2 separate regions of the Homo sapiens genome follow, and region 1 is linked to region 2. The links are chromatin loops, found by intact Hi-C in ENCODE. Cell type or tissue: heart left ventricle. All regions are shown on one strand. Each heading gives the region's core, and the rest is flanking DNA. Links, peaks and the distances in the headings are about the cores only. Region 1 overlaps LINC01134 (long intergenic non-protein coding RNA 1134). Region 2 has its middle 120 kb from the start of MIR4689.

Region 1 (5,364 bases), core at 90-5,089, 1.8 Mb after region 2:
TTTAAAATGCTGCCAATTAAACTTTAACACAATGCTTTCTTATTATCTATAATTTTATTTTAAAATGTGTTATGCTTTGGGAGGCCAACGTGGGAGGATCATTTGAGCCCAGGAGCTCAAGGCTGCAGTGAGCTGGGATTGCACTGCTGCACCCCAGCCTGGGCTACAGAGCAAGACCCTGTCTCTTAAAAAAAAAAAAAATTACTTAAAAAATTTTTATAGACTTAGAAGGCCTTGGTTTTTCTTTTCTTTTCTTTTCTTTTTTTTTTGGCATCCTAATTTCTCTCATTATACACACAGAAAAGAGGAAAACATAAGTAAAATAAGTCTCTGTTGTTTCTTTTTTTTTTCTTTTTTGAGACAAAGAGTCTCGCTCTGTTGCCCAGGCTGGAGTGCAGTGGCGCACTCTTGGCTCACTGCAACCTCTGCCTCCCAGGTTCAAGCAATTCTCCTGCCTCAGCCTCCCGAGTAACTGGGATTACAGACACATGCCGCCACGCCCAGCTAATTTTTGTATTTTTAGTAGAGACGGGGTTTCACCATGTTGGCCAGGCTGACCTCCAGTGATCCACCTGCCTCGGCTTCCCTCCCAAAGTGCTGGGATTACAGGTGTGAGCCACCGTACCCAGCCAATCTCTGTTATTTCTGAATGTCCTCACCATCAGAGCCCCCTTCACCTGAGCATCTCTGACTTAGAGTGCCAATGTCCGTGAGCCCCTACGCAGCATCACCCTCTGGGTCGTCGTCGGGAGCCATGAGATGGGGCACTCCTGCTAAGAGGGGCCCACTGCTGTGTCTTCCAAGCTGCTGATGCCCACTCCAAGTATGAATGCTGGTATCTTCTAGAGCAAGTTGAGGGAGGGTTTTCTGCAACAACAAGAACCCCTACTCCTTCCTCAGTTGGTCCGTACGTGGTTTGTGGACTGGGGTGTTGAGGCTGCAGTTATCCACACGGCACCAGGAATAACCACCAAGTTCATACGCGATTAGAGATTTCATATGCTGAGATTGTTTTTTTAATTCACATGTGAGCAGACAACGGCAACTGCAGCCCGGATGCCACACTTGCTGTCAGATGCATCCCAATTCAGAGACGCTGGGGTGGGAAAGGGTACGTGTCAGATTCTATGAAACAGATCAGAACGCGCACCCCGCTCTGGAGTTTGCAGAGCACTTACTCATTCATTAACTATCTCATTCGATTTCAAACACATCAATGAAAAGTATTTTTATCTGTACTTTACTGTAGGGATCGGAGATCCGGAAGCTATGTATTCCCTGGCCACATAGCTACTGCGTGGCAGGGCCCAGATCCAAGCCCAAGCTTTCTGCCTCCAGAGCCGACATTCTGTTTAAAAATCAGGGAAATACCAAAGTGGAGGAGAGAAAGTTGGCGGCTTTAAAATGTGATATTAAAAACTATCTGTTGTCAAGGTCTTGAGGGGACCCAAATAACATCACCCTTCTTCCCACCCGAGTTCTGGACCGAATAAGAAACAAGACAAATGCGTCTGCAGATGGAGAACCAAAGTCTCTGTTGTCACGGGTGAGGCAAGGCAGGCCATGCAGCTCTGCAGGAGAGCCAGGTGGGCTCCTGCCCCACAGCAGACCAGTTGGAGGCTGAACTGGCAGGACAGACACACTCACCACCCGCTGCCCCACCCCGATCCAGCCGAGAGGGGACGAGGAAGAGATGGGATGCCTTCAGCACACAGCCTGGCGTATTTTGCCTGAATCCACCTGGCAAGGGTGGACCATGGGCTGTCACCCACCAGGAAGTTCTCTCTGCCACCGAGGGGAGGGAGGGAGGGCCAGGGGCCACAGTGTCCCAGGTGGGTGTCCTTCACTGGGAGGGAACATCAGGAGTGCACAGTAAACACCCCACCCAACCCCACACGGTTCCTCTTGGTTCTAGGGCTATCAGAAGGCTTCATCTCGGGAGAGCTGCTCTCCTGTTTGGTGGGAACCCCGCCCGTGGCCTTAGGATGACACGGAGATGATGCCCAGAGCCTGCTGTGAACTCAGGGAGGCTGAGACAGAGGAGCTCAGCTGCTCTGTACAGCGATCATCATGTGGCCCAGTCCAGATTCACTCAAGAAAGCAGTCAGTCACTCTACGGATTTCAGGAAAGGGGGTTCCATATGAGAATGAAGGTTTTTATAACTGTGGGGGTGGCTAGGGGAGGGAGGTCTGGAGTGGGGGTGGTCACTAACTCGTCCACCTGAAGCCTGGGAGCAGGGGGGAAACCAGAGCTTTGGGGGAGTCCCAGGAACTGAGGCCACCTATGTCCAGCCCCCCACACTTCACTGGGCACTGGTGCTAGGGAGGCTCAGCGGAGCCACTGGGCCTGCTACAGCCACAGCATCAACAAAGCTATGGGGTGTGACCATCCTCACGGTGGACACCAGGACCTCCCACACATCCCCGCTCCGCTTGTCCTCCCCCAAACCTCACACGCGTTCAGCCTCTGCCACCCCAACCCCCATCCCAGCAAGGTAGGTTCTGGGACATGTGGCCTCCAGCCGTGGCAGGGATGGCGAGTTGACCGAAGACACTCCAGCCCTCTGGCTGCAGTGACAGACGCAGGTGCCCGAATGTTCAGGAGAGAGGGCCGCTCCAGCTGCAGGAACTGGGAGGGGTCGCTGGCTGGGAGTGCGGACAGAAATCCCCTTGAGGGCCCCAGGTGGAGGAGGGACCCACGACTGCGCAGAATGGCAGGAATCAAGGTTCCTCTTAAATCTCTTCCCTTTCTGGGGTGTTTAGGAGTCCAGGGTGGCCATCGCAGAGCCAGGTAGGGTGTTGGGAGCGCCGAGGGAGGACACTGACATGGCCGCCTGGAGCAGGGCCGAGGGCCACAGCCGGGGCTGCCCTGGGGAAACGGTAAGCCTCTCAGGGGTCAGACAAAGGAGGAGGATGGGAGTCCCAGAGGACAGGCGCGGGGTGCATGTTAGGTTTTCCTGGGGATAGCAAGGCCATGGTGACACAGCCGTCACTGACATGGTCCAAGAACCCAAACATTCCAGCAAACAGCGAGGTCAACACCCGCGCTCAGCCGCATTCCTGGATGTCACCATGAAGGGCCCAGCCAAGTCCACAGGGGCGCTCTCGAGCCCTCGGTGGCTGCAGGGGCCATAGGTCTTGGCTGGTTCTCGTGTCCTGCAGCATCCCCGCACAGACCCCTGGCTTTCCTGCCGGAGACAATTTCACATCAGGATGCTGAGAGCCGCAGCCCTGCCCTAGCACTGCCAGCCCCTCCTTCAGCCTCAGTGTGGTCTCAGGTGCGGGGACCAACCTCGCTGTGCATTTGCTGTTCATGTCCATCTCCCCAGTGAGGCTCCGGCCCTCACGAGGCATCCAGGCAGCTGCATTCACTGCTGTGACTCCCAGAGTCTACCTCAATATCGGCACATAATAGATGCTCAATAAAAACTGGATGAACAAGCTGGGAGTGGCGGCTCACGCCTGTAATCCCAGCACTTTGGGAGGCCGAGGCAGGCGGATCACTTGAGGTCAGGAGTTTGAGACCAGCCTGGCCACGCGGTGAAACCCCATCTCAACCGAAAATATAAAAAAGTAGCCAGGCATGGTGGCACACGCTTATAATCCCAGCTACTTGGAAGGCTGAGGCAGGAGAACCCGGGAGGTGGAGGTTGCAGGGAGCTGAGATCGTGCCACTGCACTCCAGCGTGAGCAACAGAGTGAGACTCCAACTCAAAAAAAAAAAAAAACTTGATGATCAGATGGATGATCAATACTTCAAGTGGTTTCTAGCTCAAACCTGTCCAGTCAAGGCCCAAAACGAGAACCTCCTGGCTTCATTAAAATTAGGTTTGCCTAATGGCAACATTAGCCAAACCTAATGTTGATACAATTTTACTTTCAGGCCTTTCCCTAAATGGAAAAAAAAAAAAAAAAGGTATTATCATCTGTCAGTGTCTTTCAAATGCTTGGAAGACAGAGGGCGACCTGTGGACCTGGGCTTGGCCTGCCTGGGCGTCCCTGGGAGGAGGCGTGTCCGCCAGGTCTCCAGGAAGGGGAGGGGATTACAGCACCCCCTGTGTCCAGAGGACCCCCAGAAAGCACATCCAGCCACCCTCCATCCACATCGACCCAGTGGCCTCACCCAGACACCAACAGGCCGTGTCCTTTTAAGGTACCAGTTCGACTGGGCCTGGGGGCTTGAAGGTCAGAGGTCAGGGGTCAGTACAGTTGAGGCCAGATGGGAGACTGTGTCAAACTCCAGAGAGATGGGGTGACCCTCTCACTGCCTCCCGTAGCCCCCAGGCTGCTTCCCACAGAGCAGGGTCCACCTGCGGTCACCGAGCCCCCAGTGCGGAACGATTGCAGAGGCTTCAGCAGAAGGCCACCAGGGTCTGGTCGCCAGACAAACCCACTCCTGGTGAGGTCAGAGGCAGGTTCAAGGAGGAGGCCTGAGGCAGGAACAGAAATGTCGACCAGGGTGTCAGAGGGGGGCAGCACCGAAACCCGCGTCTGCCTCCAAGAGCAAGAGGCTCAGCCTCTCTCTGCCCGGGTCTCTCCTTCAGCCTCATGCAGCTCCCGCAGAAACACAACAGAAGCAGCCAGCTGGCATGTGGCCTGCACATCTCGGGGGCTCAGCATGTGGCATGGCTGTGATTGTGAGGTGGCCTTGGTGCGGCCACGTGTGAGGGTGACCTGCACCTAGGCTGGCTGAGGCTCCGCTCTCAGGAGATGAGGCTGCAGACAGGCAGTCTGCTTGAGGGGAGCCCAAGTGCCAGCCCAGGGTGGTGGGCCCCTCAGCCAGCCCAGGGCAGGCCAGGGTTGCACGACCCTGGAAGCCACGGCTCCGTTCCTGTGGGCTTGGCTGTACCTACTCGATGCCAGGTCCCAGCAGCACAAGGTAGCAGCTCCCTGGACACGGGACGACCACGCCTGGATCTGTGTTTGCGCTGGCTGTGAGGACCCAGCGACCTGTCTGACCCCATAGCCAGGAGCTGGCCCTGGGGAGAGCAGTGCCTTCAGGACGGCGCTCCTAGGCCTCACTTTGTTTAGGATCCGCTCGCCGCCAGACCTTCAGGGTGCAGTCTCTCCTCACAGGTCCTGTGGCGTCGCAGCCACTGAAAACCGTAGCCCCGTCAGGCTCAGGAGGGGCAGGAGGAGCTGGCACCCACGAGGGGTTCACTCTGCTCCTGGTGACAGGCACTGGCGCTCTCCGGACCGCGGTGCTGTGCCTGCCGGGTAGATCTGCTGGGTGGACCTAACGGCCGGCACCAGTTTAATTCCCACTCCCCTTCCTTGCCCCGAAGACTTGGGATAAAGGCCCAAAGTTCATGCCCAGAGGGCGGCCGGAAACCCCCCATCCCCAGCATTTGTGGGGACCACCCA
Region 2 (5,364 bases), core at 292-5,291:
CATGTGAGCCCAGGGCCAACTGCACGCTCCCTTGTCTTCAGCGTGCACAGGGAGCTCTCCCCAGCACGAGTGATTCTGGCCCTGGCCCTTGGCTCTCCAGGACACTGTAGCCTCTCGCTCAGTATTCCGGGGTCCTGTGAACACTGTCTGGCCTCTCTAGGTCCCCAGGGGTTCACAGGCCTCACCCGCTGAGCACGCATCACCTGGAGGGGAAAGGGGGGCCCTGAATGGACACCGAGCAGGAAGGGAGTAACTGTTGAGCGCTGTGCTAGGCGCTGTGCTGAGCACTTGATGTCACACAGCCCCGCTTCGTTCCCCAACAGCCCTGCCAGGGAAGAGCTGCTACCGAGCCCATTTTACATGTGGGGAAAGGGAGGCCAGAGGTAAGGAACCTGCCCAAAGTGGTACGACTTGTAGACAGCAGGGCTAGGTTTACTCCAGGCTCTTCTGACTCCAACGCCCATTTGCTTCCCTCCTCCCTCTCCCTTTCTCCCTCCCTTCCTTTCTCCCTCCTGCCTCCCTCCCCTTTCCCTTCTCCCTCCTCCCTCCCTCCTCCCTCCCTCCATTCCTCCCTCCCTTCCTCCCTCTTTCTCCTTTCTCTCTCCCTCCCTCCTTCCTTCCCTCCCTCCCTCCTCCCTTTCTCCCTCCCTTCCTTTCTCCCTCCTCCATCTCCTTCTTCCTCCTCTCTTTCTCCCTCTCTCTCCCTCTCCTTCCTCCCTCTCCTCCTCCCTCCCTCTCCTCCCTCCCTCTCTTCCTCCCTCCCTCTGCTCCTCCCTTCCTCTCCTCCTCCCTCCCTCCCTTTTGTCCTCTTTCCCTCCTACCGTTCTTCCTCCCTCCCTTTCTGCCCTCCTCCCTCCTCCCCCCTCCTTCCTCCCTTCCTGCTGTCAGTCTATTGCACAGCCTTCTCTGCACTTGCTTGGAGAAGAGGCTCTGCCTTGGCACTTCCAGGCCTGCATAGGGGCTTGAAGCTTTCTGAGCCCCAGAGCCTTTGGTTCTTCTTTCTCTGTGCCCCCTGGATTGCACACAGGCCAGTGAGAGGGGACAGGCTGTGTCAGGTTACCTGACTTCTCTGTTAGGGATGTGAGAAGGGGCAGAGGGAGCCCTTGGTCCCCATCCAATTCACTGGGTCACTGAGTGCTGCTTCCTAAAGGCAGGCCCGTGGCAGAGGTGGCCCTGGCTCCTCACATCTGGGTAAGGGAGTGGCCTCCTCAGATGTCTCTGGTCTCCTCAGAGTTCCCTGCTGATGTTACCCCATGTGGTCTTAGAACCCTGTGGAAGATCATGGCCCATGGCTTCCTCCAGCAGGGGCCTTGGCCCCACACTGGAACTACTCAGCCCCAGCACCAGGTGGGCAGCGTGGTCCTGCTGAGCCCTGCACAGATCCACCCCGAGCTCCTCTGCTGGCTCAGGTCTGGGCTGCCGCTCAGGGAGGCAGAGGAGCAAGCCGGCTGCTGCACCTGGTGTGCTCCTGACCGGCAGCTTGGCAGGTGCGGTCCTCACCCCGCTTCTGTGCTCTGACTTTCCCGGGAAGGCGGGTCACAGTGCACACCGCTGCCTCACCATTTCAACTGTTAGTCCCCTTATTTGGAATGACAGTGACTTGCATATTTGAGGAGCTCAAGAGGGGGAAGTTTAATAAGATGCCAACAGAGTAAATGCCAGTTGCTTAAAAAAAAAGGCAATTTAAATTGTTTAGTGGATACACGTTTGGGAAGCCTGGGAAGCCTGGGAAGCCCACTTGCTGCTGCCGTCGTGGTGGGGTCTGCTCCGTGCCTGTCCAATGGCTGCTGATCAGCGGCTGCAGGCTGTTTGCTCCCAGAAATCATGCAACAGACAAAGCCGGAGGTCCTGGCACTTGGTGCGATGTTGGCTCCCCGGGGAGCCACGCTCAGACAGCACCGGCACAGACGTCATGATTGAGACCAGGGCTCAGGGTCCAGGGTCCAAGGTCCAGGTGCTGCCATCAGTGGCCTGGGGGCTGTGAATGGGATGGCAGAGCCCTTCCAGGTCTAGGACCTGGCCAGGGACCCAGTCCAGGTCAGCGTCCCTTGTCTGCAGTGCCGATTGGCTGGGCTCTGGGCAGGACAGTCCTCATTCACTTGCTTGTCGTTGGTGGCAGGACTGTCATGGCCAGAGGATCCCTGGTGCTAACTGGCCTCCCCTGTCAGCTGCTGCCTGAGCAGAAAAGGGAGCAACTACAGGGCAGCCTTTCCCGGAGCCCCCTCTTCCCTTCTGAGCGCCTGCAAAAGGTGCTGGGTGCTGGCCACGCTGCCCTGCCTGCCTGGCTCTGGCCCCCCCCAGAACCCTTCGCAGGGGCTCTCCCAAGCATGGGGAGCTCCTGGACCAGCGCCCTCCTCCTTAGGGTCTGGGAGTTAAGTCCACGTCTTGGTGCCATGCCCCATGGCTGCCACCAGGGGTCAGCAGGCCCATGGCGGGTTGCAGGGTGGATGCTGTGGCCGGAGGAGCGGCAGGGACGGGAGTTCTGAGGGGTAAAGCTGGCAGCAACCTGGACGCAGGCATTGGCTGGTGTCTTGGAGGTCAACCCTGGCCAGGCCCTCTGGCTGGCTGAGCTGTGGTCTTTAGCCACTGGGGGCATAGGGGGTGTCAGCTGCCTTGGAAGAGCTACAGGGGTCCCAGTTGCTGACGCTGGTGCCTTCTGGGGGACCCCAGGCAAAGCTCAGTGCTCATGACCGTCATGACCAAGGTGGCGTTCGGAGTCATTCCAAGCAGTCTTTAAATCCTGTGTGGCCTTGGGCCACTTCCTTTACCTCTCTGAGCCTCAGAGAACTTTCCATCTGCAAAATGGGAGAAATGATCAAAGGGCTGTTGGAAGGATCCAACGAAATAACACATGCAAAGAACTTAGCACAGGCTGGCGTGACACGGTCACGCAATAAACCGTACAATTGTCATTACTGTCATCAATAGAGTTTTCAGGGGGATCGTCCTGTCTGTCATCGTCTTCTCCAGGATGCTCCTGCTGGTTTTTAATGTTTCTAATCTCCTGTTGATTATTCTTGGGGTTTCAGCCAAATAAGTACTGCCAATTAAAGCTCTTGCTGTAGCTCCGGGTGGGGTTGCCATGGCAACGGGAGCAGAGCTTTCACTTCTTCCTTGGAATACACACACACGTGTGTGAGTCTTTTTGTGGGTTTCTGCCCGTGTGTCTAGCTGTTACCAGAACTCCCTGCCGCGGAGCCGGAGGTGGCAGGTGGGAAGAGAGAGGGAGGAAAGTGGGGCATGGGGTGGCATGTGGGGGCCCCTCCTCCTGCACGGAGCCCCCTTCAGCCTGGGAAGCCTTTGCCTGGGATGCTGCAGCCAGCGTTATGAGGGAACGAACGTGGGTTTCCCCGTGCAAACTTGCTCTGCCCCCGCAATGGCCTCAGGGGCCCTGTCCAGCCTGGTTGGCAGGATGAGGCTGTGCTGGGTGACGGACAGCCCTGCCTGAGTCTTCAGAGCGTCACAGATGTGTGTGTGCCTGTGTGTTGTCTCTGTGTGTATCTGTGTGTGTGTCTCTCTGTGTTCCTGTGTGTCTGTCTGTGTGTCTGTATGTCTTTTTCTGTGTATCTGTGTATGTGTCGTGCTTGTGTGTGTCTGTGTGTATTTCTGTGTGTGTCTGTGTGTTTGTGTGTATCTGTGTCGCTTTCTCAGTTTGTGTGTCTTTTCCTGTGTGTGTCTGTGTGTCTCTTTGTGTGTACGTGTGTGTGTCTCTGTGCCAGTGACTCTGTATCTGTGAGCGTGCGTGTGTGTTGGGGGCTTGAGTTGGTCATCAAAGCTGAATCTCAGACAGGCTACAGGATTCTAAACTCAGCTCAGGCCTGGGGTTAATTGAGGTCCAGGGAGGGGCTGAGCTGGAAGCAGAGCTGGGGGCTCACTCTGACCTCTGGCTTCTCTGAATTCCAGATGCAGTCAGCATCAGGCCTACCCCCGTGTCAGCACTGGGAGCTCCTGGAAGGAGGGCCGGCTCTTGGATGTGGGGATTGGCTGGGACTTTTTTCAGTTGAAAGGGTCAAAGTAGCGTGAGTAAAATTAAATAAATACATGGAAGAAAGAAAGAGAGAAAGGAAGGAAGGGAGGGAGGAAGGAAGGAAGGGAGGGAGGGAAGAAGGAAGGGAGGGAGGGAGGAAGGGAGGGAGGGAGGGAGGAAGGGAGGGAGGGAGGGAAGAAGGAAGGGAGGGAGGGAGGGAAGAAGGAAGGGAGGGAGGGAGGAAGGGAGGGAGGGAGGAAGGGAGGGAGGGAGGGAAGAAGGAAGGGAGGGAGGGAAGAAGGAAGGGAGGGAGGGAGGAAGGGAGGGAGGGAGGGAAGAATAAAGAAAGAAAAAGAAAGAAAAAAAGAACACCCCCCCAGGTGCACATGGAGACTCTGCGCTGGGGCCCAGTTACCCAGGGTCGAGGCCCAGCCAGCTTCACTCAGAGCTGGATCTGGGCTCTGTGAGCGTGGCAGGCCCGACTTTCTCCAGAAAAGTGTTTGGAGCCCTGTGGCTGGGCTGGAGCTGGATGTCTTCTGTAAAGGGGCAGAGCTTCTTGCTGGTAGTGTGGACACAGCAGATCTCATGGAAGGGTGGGACCAGCCTTGCTGGGGTCCAGCACCCAGGCCTGGGCCACCTCAGGGCTTGGGGACGGTGGTCGTTGGCTGGGTCCAGGTCTCCTTTCCCCAGGGCTAGGGTGGGTAGCAAAAATGGATGCACAGTGCCTAGGACCACATGGGCAGGGAGACGGGGAGGCTGCCCCAGGACCCTGCATCCACACCTGGGGGACGGGCTTGCCTTTGCTGCTAGGCGAGGAATGCCTCCCTGAACAGAGCTTCATGTTCTGCACCCGTGATGTGATCCGCAATGTGCAGGGGCTGACGAAGGGGCTGTCGGCTGGGCTCTCTGTGAGCCTGTGATCTCCTCACCACCCCTGCACCTCTGCACTGAGGGGAGGCAGCAAGAGAGGGGAGCTCATCTGGAGGAGTCAGTGCCAGCTTTGAGAAGCCTCAGCCCCTTCTAGACACCTGGCTCCTCAAGCCCCCTCCATGGGGAGGGGATGAGCAGGTCCTGTCCTTCCCAGGAAGCAGTGTCCTTGGATTTGGAGGGCAGGAGCCTTGGAGGGAGGTGCCAGCCTGCCTTGAGTTGGCTGAGGAGGGGGCAGCCCCTCCAGGGGTCATGCGATGGGCTAGGCAGAGCATAGCTTCCAACTGCTATAGCCAGACTTGCTTGGAAATGCCGCGGGTGCTGAGGGCTCTGAGGGGCCACAGGCAGCCCACGTGGCCAGTGGTCCCTCCCTCTCAGTTGTGATTCCACGTTCAGGGACTGTGTCTTCTTCGCTGCTGACGTCACAGAGCCAGCCCGGCTGGGTGGTTGGTGAAGGCCAGGAGCCTGGC

What was found. Peaks named below come from ENCODE experiments on the same cell type or tissue, not always from the same donor. Only the 100,000 strongest peaks of a DNase experiment are listed, where the experiment ranks them.
Region 1: it touches region 2 in a loop (9-fold over the local background); 33 of 110 quality-filtered maps call a loop at or near these places.

Annotation. Positions count from the first base shown.
Region 1 is chr1:3,912,219-3,917,582 of GRCh38, reverse strand. LINC01134 (long intergenic non-protein coding RNA 1134) reads right to left here. Exons shown (of 4, transcript NR_024455.1): 3 at 3,293-3,891; 4 at 2,136-3,188. Among named protein-coding and RNA genes, the nearest start is that of LINC01134, 14 kb to the right of the region's middle. In heart left ventricle, for the core only: no CTCF peak of the experiment used is centred there; a DNase peak (open chromatin) is centred at 2,769; H3K27me3 peaks cover 3,063 bases.
Region 2 is chr1:5,743,031-5,748,394 of GRCh38, reverse strand. No RefSeq gene overlaps it. Among named protein-coding and RNA genes, the nearest start is that of MIR4689, 120 kb to the left of the region's middle. RefSeq lists enhancers at 1,801-2,597, 5,260-5,364. In heart left ventricle, for the core only: a CTCF peak has its summit at 2,404 (motif pointing right); a DNase peak (open chromatin) is centred at 2,424; H3K27me3 peaks cover 2,920 bases.